Linked DNA regions of Homo sapiens: region 2 is linked to region 1. A link is an interaction called in ENCODE POLR2A ChIA-PET data of the cell type or tissue named here. Cell type or tissue: A673. All regions are shown on one strand. Each heading gives the region's core, and the rest is flanking DNA. Links, peaks and the distances in the headings are about the cores only.

Region 1 (5,073 bases), core at 601-4,600:
TTTTTGTGTAAGGTGTAAGGAAGGGATCCAGTTTCAGCTTTCTACATATGGCTAGCCAGTTTTCCCAGCACCATTTATTAAATAGGAAATCCTTTCCCCATTGCTTGTTTTTCTCAGGTTTGTCAAAGATCAGATAGTTGTAGATATGCGGTGTTATTTCTGAGGGCTCTGTTCTGTTCCATTGATCTATATCTCTGTATTGGCACCAGTACCATGTTGTTTTGGTTACTGTAGCCTTGTAGTATAGTTTGAAGTCAGGTAGTGTGATGCCTCCAGCTTTGTTCTTTTGGCTTAGGATTGACTTGGCGATGTGGGCTCTTTTTTGGTTCCATATGAACTTTAAAGTAGTTTTTTCCAATTCTGTGAAGAAAGTCATTGGTAGCTTGATGGGGATGGCATTGAATCTGTAAATTACCTTGGGCAATATGGCCATTTTCACGATATTGATTCTTCCTACCCATGAGCATGGAATGTTCTTCCATTTGTTTGTATCCTCTTTTATTTCCTTGAGCAGTGGTTTGTAGTTCTCCTTGAAGAGGTCCTTCACATCCCTTGTAAGTTGGATTCCTAGGTATTTTATTCTCTTTGAAGCAATTGTGAATGGGAGTTCACTCATGATTTGGCTCTCTGTTTGTCGGTTATTTGTGTATAAGAATGCTTGTGATTTTTGTACATTGATTTTATATCCTGAGACTTTGCTGAAGTTGCTTATCAGCTTAAGGAGATTTTGGGCTGAGACAATGGGGTTTTCTAGATATACAATCATGTCATCTGCAAACAGGGACAATTTGACTTCCTCTTTTCCTAATTGAATACCCTTTATTTCCTTCTCCTGCCTGATCGTCCTGGCCAGAACTTCCATCACTATGTTGAATAGGAGTGGTGAGAGAGGGCATCCCTGTCTTGTGCCAGTTTTCAAAGGGAATGCTTCCAGTTTTTGCCCATTCAGTGTGGTATTGGCTAAAAACTCTCAATAAATTAGGTATTGATGGGACGTATTTCAAAATAATAAGAACTATCTATGACAAGAGATGATAGGCTCTTTAAATCCTGCCTTGAAGTTCTTTCAGCTTTCATACCTTTCCCTGAAACAACTTAGCCTGCCATTTTCTTCCTTCAACACATTAAAGTACTTAAGAAATAAGAGTGCAACTCCATAGTCCTTTTAATTAACATTGCCACATACAGGTATCTCTCAAATTCTAGAGAGAATGCATAAGGCAGTGCGTCCCCTTTGACTGTATCCCATCCTAACCCACCATCAATGAGAATCTTAGTTATTATTATGTTCCAGTGTGCCAGGACAAATCACCATCTCAATTACACCTGGCAGTAGGCTCCTTATTGTCACTAAGTAATGCAATTACAGAATCCTATCCTGAGAATCTACTCCTTTGAATTACTTTGGCATCAACTGTCTTGGTTTGAATGTCCCCAGAAGCACACTCCAGAATAAAGATTCAAAAGCAAACAGTTCATTTGGAGGTGCAGGAAACACTGGTATAGGAGTGGGGAGTAGGAAGTGATACAAAAAAGAGAAAGCAGCCAAGAAAAGGTACATTTTGTAGACAACTTCCATCATGGAAAATTGAAGCTTAATTTCATGAAAAAGAGGAGAGGAAAAGGGGCAGAGAAATCTGAGAAATGGTATAAAACGCAACTCAGATTTATCCCACTTAAGGAACAAGGGAGCTGAGGCACTCATATATCATTTGTCATCAGTCATTGCTTCTGGATGTCCACTCTGCCACTTCTAGCCTGTAGCATATATGGGAAAGGCCTTCTGGGTTTCCGGATAAAGTACTCATGTATGGAGGCACAGCTACTGCAAAGTTTGAAGTTGATTTAAGCACATTAGGTTAAAAAGTTGAAGGACTTTATTATAAATTTGTGGGATCCTGAAACATCTACTACGTATGGTGAGGCTGAAAATGAATCCATGAAAGAAACAGGTTTTATGAAAAATGAAATAGGTATTTTTGATATATGAAGTTTGAGGTACCTCTGGGATTCCTGTAGTTTGGATGTTCATTCCCCCAAACTTCATGTCAAAATGTGACCCTCAGTGTTGGGTAGGGGCTTAATGGGAGGTATTTGGTCATGGAAGCAGATGCCTCATGCCTAGATAAATCCTCTCCTTGGGAGGGAGAAGAGCTAGTCATTATTCTATTAGTTCCCACAAGAGCTGATTGTTAAAAAGAGCCTGGCCCCTCCCAACTCTTGCTTTCTCTCTCACCATATGCTGTCTGTACATGCCAGCTCCTTTTCACCTTCTGCCATGAGTAGAAGCAGCCTGAGGCCCTCGCCAGATGCTAAGTCTTCCAGTCAGCAGAATCATGAGCCAAATAAACCTTTTTTTCTTTATAAATTACCCACATCAGATATTCTTTTATAGCAACACAAATGGTCTAAGATAGTGATATACAAGGGGATACATCTAGAAGCACTTGAGTATTTGTGTTTGGATCTTAGGAGGGAGAAGTAAGCTTTGGAGATATGTGGAAATTTGTGAGGCATTATAATAATAGATGCTTGAAACCACATGTATTAGCCGGTTTTTCCATTGCTATAAAGAAATACCTGAGGCTGGGTAATTATAAAGAAAACATTTAATTGGCTCACGGCTCTGCAGGCTGTACAGGAAACAAGGCACTGCCATCTGCTTGACTTCTGGTGAGTCCTCAGGAGCATTTACCCATGGTGGAAGATGAAGCCAGTATATCACATGGCAAGAGGAGGAGGAAGAGAGAGAAGGAGGAGGTCTCAGACTCTTAAACAACCAGATTGTGTGTGAACTAACTGAGTGAGAACCCACTCATCACCAAGGGGATGGCACTAAGCCATTCATGAGGGCTCTGACCCATATGATCCAATACCTCCCACCAGGCCCCACCTCCAACATTGGGGGTTACATTTCAACCTGAGATTTGGAGGGGACACAGATCCAAACCACACGACCACAATAATGAAAAGGATTAATCAATTCAGAATGGCAGAAGATGGAATGTTGAGAAATGTCTCTATTTAAAGGAAGATGAAAGAGAAGCCAGTGAAAGGAAGGGAGTTAGAAGAAAGGAAGTTGGAAGGAAGGAAGGAAGAAAGGAAGGAAGGAAGGAAGGAAGGAAGGAAGGAAGGAAGGAAAATGCAGGAGAAGAATACATTGGAAATCAGAATAAGTTAAGTTATTTCAATTCAGCAATGTCATGATTTTTTTGATCAGGGTTGTTTCATTTTTCTGTTTCAGTTCACTAAAAATAAGTTAGAATATTAATCTTTATTTCATTTTTACTGCTGTACTTAACTGAACTCCTTGGATTATAATAAAGACTCATAAGTTCTTTGGGCTACCTGCTTATCATTCTTTATTTTTACTACTTGCCAATCACTTGAAAAGATTTCCCTGCTTGAGAAGGGAACAGAAGAGACAACAATCAGTCCTTTATATATCCTTACTCCCTTTGCTGTATCACAAGTTTCTTAGTGAAAAGAACTGTTATGTGAGATACCATAATGCTGAATAAGGTTTTCTTTGAGTCCACAAATAGTGTTGTTGGAAGAAGCGTGGTGAGCAGAAAAGGCAAATTCATAACCATATCCAGAATGAGTGTCTATTTCAGTAAAAAGTCACTGCACAGTCCTCGGTGAAAATGATCCAACATAACCAGTTACACTTCGATTGAAAGAACAGGCAAGACAGAACTTACAGGGTTTTCTGTTTCCCGAATTTCTTCTGCATGAGGCATCTCTACATGTTCAAGTAAATCCCTAGATTGATACAGTTACATTTAATTGGAATCTCTTTTATTACCTTCTGGCTTGGCCAGAGAACCCCTTGAAGCATGGATTGGAGTTCCTTGGCATGGGAGACAGTGGAGAAAGGCTCTCCAACCTTGAGAAAGTTTGAAACCTTGGATCTGAGAGAGCCTTACTGAGGTGAAATAATTTCTTCATTTAGCTTAAGAAGCCCTGGCAGTTCCTGTTTCCCAGCAGGCAAAAGCAGAATGACCAATTCTGAACAGCATCTCTACTGAGAGCATTTTAATCAGCCAGAATGAATACAGAGCAGCTGGCTCACCACCAAAAATTCGCAGACATGTTTGCACTCAATTGGAAAACAGTAAACATCAGGCATAAGGCCAGATCCATTTGGTATATTAATTTCTTCCTCTAAAATAGATCTTAGAAGCAAATTCTTTTTTTTGCTCTCATCCCTCTGTAAGACCACATAAATTTTTATCCCTTTCATCTTAATATCTAGATTAGCAGGACAGAACTAGCTCAAACCCAGCTTATAATTATCAAGATAGTTCTAATATTCTATGGCATTTTTGTATTCAAAACTATAGACCACTTATAGAATAAAGAGAGAAAGGATGGGTGGTAGGAGTCAGCATAGCGGAATCTAGTTTCACCTCTTTACTAATTTCCCTCATTTTAAAGATAATTGGAATCATTCATTTGACTTTGATCATGTGACTAGAATGTAAAGAGATGATAACAGCAAAGCTTATGTATCTAAATATAGGTAGACACTATGGAAGAAATAATTGTTCCAGGGATATTACTATTGTTTAAACATTTTCTAAAAAATCCTTCTTTGGAATAACTCTCAAGCCACTAGGAAACTCAGTCTTCATAGACTTAAGCCACATTTAACAGTAAAATATTTCTCGATTTATTCATCCACTTATATCTAGCTTGACTCTGAAAGACTTCTGGCAATTTTAGCAACTAAAATCCACCCAAAAGGACATTTTTTCATATATAAGGATTCTCAAAGCAATATGTCTATAAAAAGTAGTCCAGATATTATTTCCAAGCATATTTTGACCAATTGTAGTATCATTACAATAAGTATTTAGCCATCTCAAGGAAAAACTTCAAAAAGGCAGTACTCTTTTGGATATAGAAGTTTTCATATGTTTGTTAAAAATTAGTCATATTACTTTGTAATATTCATCGTTTTATAAATTTCACAAGATGGACAATAACTTCCTAATTCATCCCCTCCATGTGGGGTCTTTTTGTAAGCCATAGAATATTGTGTATTGGTAATGATTAAATTCATTTGTA
Region 2 (5,073 bases), core at 584-4,583, 250 kb before region 1:
GGTATTCTTACTATAACTCAATACAGCTAATGAATGAATATTGCAAATAGCTATGAAGTACACATTTGGTAGGCTCTATTCACAGAGGAAGAAATTACTATTCTTTCATTTACGATATACAGACACGTTGAAATTTCATTTTAATTTCTGTTGCTATTATATTTTTCTCCTGACCTTCCTGCTTAGCAGTGCCAGGCCCTCAGTGAGAAGCTCCCGACTCTGATATTGCCTAGCATCCAAAGTACTATCATTCCCATAATTAACAGTGACTGGCTACAAATAATTTAATTCTGGGTCAAATGAAAATGAATCAATGGTGCCAACTCCATTTCCCATCTTTCTAATTTTCTATAACAAAAGAGGGGAGGAAAGTGTCTGTTTCTTGGTGTGAGATTCGTTTAGGAAAGTGATAGACAGATGAGTAATTGGTGATGTCCTAGTCCTCCTTCCCACACAACGCTGTTGTCCCCAGGCAGGAAAATCATTCATTGTACCGAATAAACATTTAAAGTCATATACAATATGTCAGCTGGACATATTTGTGTTTCTAAGAAGATATGCTCATGACTTGGTTTGATGAATTAAGAGGAAAGCACATTTGGAGACAATAAAAATATAAACCCAAGTAGATCTCAGTTTAAAACAAGAGCTTGGCCAGGTGCAGCAGCTCATGCCTGCAATCCCAGCACTTTGGAAAGCCAAGGCTAGGAGGATTACTTGAATCCAGGAGTTTGAAACCAGCCTTGGCAACATAGGGAGACCTTGTTTGTACAAAACATTTTTAAAAGTTAGCTGGGTGTGGTGGCATGCATCTGTGGTCCCAGCTACTCAGGATGCTGAGGTAGGAGGATCACTTGAGCCCAGGAGGTCAAGGCTGCAGTGAGCCATGATCGCACCACTGCATTCCAGCCTGGGTGACAGAGTGAGATCCCATCTCAAAAAACAAAATAAAACAAAAAATAAAATAAAAAAGAACTCCTTCCAGTCCCCTTTATTTGCAGAGACAGTGCTGCTAATGATGCTTCAGCAATGAAATAAGACACAGCAACTGGAAATCTGTAGCATTTTTGATAAAATCAACACACAGACAGGTAAACCTTGGATTCAGAATGTACATTTTACTTATTTACAGAGTTGCAAGTTTAAAATGACTTTAATTGCAATTTAAGTCCTAGCTGAGTTATTCCTGGTTCCACCACTGCACCTCAATCTGCAAAATGAAAAGTTTGGACTCTCTGAACTAGAACTTCTCTTTGTTCTAAAATTCCTAGTAAATGGAGCTGATGGACAGGCCCTGTACCAATTAAATGTGGGGATTCTGTACCAATGTGGGAATTCTGCCAGCTGCTGAGTAGGTCTGTTCCAATTATGCAGTCCAGAACTGTGGAATCAGGCACGGGATGGATTCAGTGCCTGACTCACTGGGCCCACTGTGAAACAGACCTGAGCTAAAACACCATTGATTACCTGCCTTCCATAAGCCCCTGCTCTGACTGGTTGACCACAGTGACATTTTGTGTCTCCTGGAATTAGTGTCAGTTTAGAGCCAGTGTCCACAAGCCCTGAGAAGACTGATTATTTCCTTTCTCCCATGCACACTCATCCTGGTAAAAGGCCTTCAGTCCCTTTGGGGAAGCTGGGAGAAAGACTAACAGTATAAATATTTAGCTGGGTACAAAGATCCTTCTTCAAGGAGGCCCAGCCTCCCCTTCATTCAGTTGGTTCTGGGTCTGTAAAGCAGCTCCAGTCTGGGAATGATGGAGGGGACATGACTCAAGTTAGATTTTCATTCACTAGTCATATAAGTTTTCTACTTATACAGATCAAGTAAGAATTGAGTAGGCTTCCTATCTATTTCACTTCATGATTAACTAGCCAATGACACAGATGGCTGCAAGTCAGACTATGCTGGTTGCTGCTTGAACTCCACTGTCTTTTACAATACCCATGCCCACTCTGCCATGGGCGATTAAGCAATGTTGAACAAGACGACAGTCCCAGCCCTTTGGAATTTACATGCTGGTGGAGGAGAGAAAGAAGAACATAAGAAGTAAATATTTTCAGGCATCAGTTGTAAGTGCTGCCAAGGAGACAAAACAGGAAACTCTCTGAGACCCACTGGGTGTGTGGTCTCAGGAAACGCCTCTGGGAAGCTGTGAGTGGGAGGGCCCTGGGAGAAGAAGCTTCAAAGCAGAAAGGATGGCAAGTACTGTACTCCTAGGAAATGCGTGGAGTGCGGGGGCCTATGTGCACCAGAGGCCCACAAAAGAAACATTCCCAACATTTTGGAATGTTATTTCACGTAGTTTTTCTCAATTTAAAAACTGGACCAGATATGGTTGGAGGGAGTTGTTTAAGTAGATAAAACATGGTCTTTTATTTAAGGTCTCTAGGATGAGAATCTTAATTCTCTGGCTTAAGTTTTAATAAAGAAAGTTTAAATAAAAAAAAGAATATATAAAACTTCAGCTGCTTCTGTACTGAGTTAATAAGTAATAGGAATGAAGGGTTTAAATACGATATGCCTTTGAAAACAAGAGGATCATTGAAATAGAAATTTTCTTATTCCAATGTTATTATTGTTTTCTCCCTCCTCTTTGAGATTCCCAAGCCCCTTGTGCCCTCTTTTCAGGCTCTAATTCCTGGAAGGTGGGAACTGGAAGAGCTGCCTGTCTGTACAGACTGTAAGCAACTTGAGGTGAGGGCTCAGCTATATCCATGAAAGTCCTTGCATGGTTCCAGTGAGTAGAGTAGGTGTTACAATGTTTTTTGAGTTGAATTGGAATGGAATTGGAGAAAAAGAGACTTTGATGAGACTCCTCAGAGATTCAGAAACAGAGTTCCCAGATAAACTCTAGACTGTTGAGAAAAACCCTGGGCCATGAAGGTAGCATTTCACAAAGCAAGCAAAAGTAAAATAGCCCATAAACTTTGGTGAAGAAGAAAAATATTGCAATGGTCAATTTTACATGTTAACTTGACTGGATTAAGGGATACCTAGACAGCTGGTGTCTTAGTCCATTTTTGTTGCTATAAAGGAATACCTGAGGTGGGGCAGTTTATAAAGAAAAGGGGTTTATTTGGCCATGGTTCTGTTGGCTGGAAGACTGGGCATCTGGTGATGGCCTCAGGATGCTTCCACTCAGGAGAGAGGGCAAAGGGGAGCTGGCATGTGCAGAGAACACACAGTGAGAGAGGAAGCAAAAGAGAGGGCTGGGGGGTGCCAGGCCTATTTTTAAACAACCAGCTCTCATGAGAACTAATAGAGCAATAACTCACTCACATTAATCTATTCATGATAGATCCACCTCCAAGACCTAAAAACCTCCCATCAGGCCCCACCTCCAACACCGGGGATCAAATTTCAACGTAAGATTTGGAAAGGTCAAAAATCCAAACTATAGCAGCTAGTAAAGCATTATTTCTGGGTGCGTCTGTGAGGGTGTTTCTGGAGGAGATGGGCATGCAAATTGGTAAACTGAGTGGAGAAGTTCTGCCCTCAGGGGTGGGTGGGCACCATCCAATCGGTTGTGAACCTGGAGAGAACAAAAAGGCAGAGGAAATTCTAATTTGCAGTCTCTCGGAGCTGGGACATCCTTCCTCTCCTGTCCTTGGACAACAGATCCCCAGGTTCTCTGGCCTTTGGACTTTGGGACTTGCACTAGCAGCACCCTGAGTTATTAGGCCTTTAGCCTTGGAATGAGAGTTATATTATCAGCTTCCCTGGTTCTGAGGCCTTCAAACTTATACTGAGCCATGCTACTGGCATCCCAGCATTTCCAGCTTGCAGAAGGCCTGCCATGGGACTCCTCAGCCTCCATAATTGTGTGAGCCGTTGCCTTAATTAGTCCTGTCTCATATCTATCTATCTATCTATCTATCTATCTGCCTGTCTATCTATTCTATCCATTCTTTCCTATTGGTTCTCTCTCTCTGGAGAATGCTGACCAATATAGATTTCTTCCCTCATTTTCCTTAATAACTTCATTTCTCAGGTCCTGTCAGCCGCTGGATCCCACAAAACTCTGCAGAGATTTTGCCACCTGGACTAAGGTAACTAAGCTCACATGACTCCCCCCTCAGCCCTGTCCCCAGCCTAGGTACTCACCATTTATTATAGAGATTAACTTGATTTATGCTTGATTTTACTTGCCATGTTTTCTCCCAAATATTTTGTCCCTGATTAGGCCTTTCTGTTTCTTGCATGGGCCAGACTTGAAATTTAAAAAGCCAGAAAGGAGTCTCTTTCTGCCTCCTCCCCTGCTGTCACTCCAAGGCAATCAACATAGAACAGCTTAGCAAAATGTATGTGAGGAGGAACAAAGGAGATAAGAAATGCCAAACTATGAGTGAGTGTTTCTAAACATTATCCTACATTATCTTCTCTACCTTGTACTTTCAATACATCATCTCATTTGATCTTCACACTCCAAGGTAACAATGCAAAGTCCTAATGTCTTCTTTTACAAAAGAAAAAGCAGGCAGGAGAGCCTGCATGACTTTCCTAAGACTCCATGATAATGGGCAGGAGTAGGGCACACCTGGATTTCTTGATTCCCAGCCCCCGGGAGTCCTGACCTGTTGGCTGAAGAATGATTTGTCTGCAGTAGGAATGAGGATAATATCAAGAATACATCTAAGTTGTCTCTGCTTTTATGTTGCCCTTGAATTCGCTTCTGGACAGGCCATTGGTTTGGAATATTTTGCAGCCACCACAGTGGACCTTTTTCTCTACAGTCTGTTGGGACGACCATGTCTCAATCCAGATTGGCAATTAAAATTGCCACAATAATTTGACCACAGTCATGTACTTTTGGGTCTTTGGATATTGCTTCAATTTCCCAAAAAAGATTGCAAACTGAAAGGACTGGAAAATTCAGCGCTTATGCTGTTAGCCTTCTGTTGACAGGCTAGTGGTTTTATTATAGATAATAAAAGGGAGAAGGAAGCTTGGCCTTTCCTGGTGGCAAGAATATCTTATCCTATGGACCTACTCACTGAGAAGGTCCTTTAACTAATAGCCCCAAGTAACATCTGTTCTTCATTCATTCATTCAATCATTCAACATTTAGG

Evidence for each region. Peaks named below come from ENCODE experiments on the same cell type or tissue, not always from the same donor. Only the 100,000 strongest peaks of a DNase experiment are listed, where the experiment ranks them.
Region 2: POLR2A ChIA-PET joins it to region 1 with 5 read pairs; 2 of 35 experiments call an interaction of 5 or more read pairs at or near these places.

Annotation. Positions count from the first base shown.
Region 1 is chr5:75,950,316-75,955,388 of GRCh38, reverse strand. It overlaps a transcript of SV2C not described here. Among named protein-coding and RNA genes, the nearest start is that of SV2C, 130 kb to the left of the region's middle. In A673, for the core only: no CTCF peak of the experiment used is centred there; DNase peaks (open chromatin) are centred at 2,208, 2,908, 3,428 and 3,978; H3K27ac peaks cover 3,249 bases.
Region 2 is chr5:76,196,522-76,201,594 of GRCh38, reverse strand. The region is part of intron 3 of SV2C (synaptic vesicle glycoprotein 2C); the gene reads right to left. Among named protein-coding and RNA genes, the nearest start is that of SV2C-AS2, 110 kb to the left of the region's middle. In A673, for the core only: no CTCF peak of the experiment used is centred there; a DNase peak (open chromatin) is centred at 2,084; H3K27ac peaks cover 952 bases.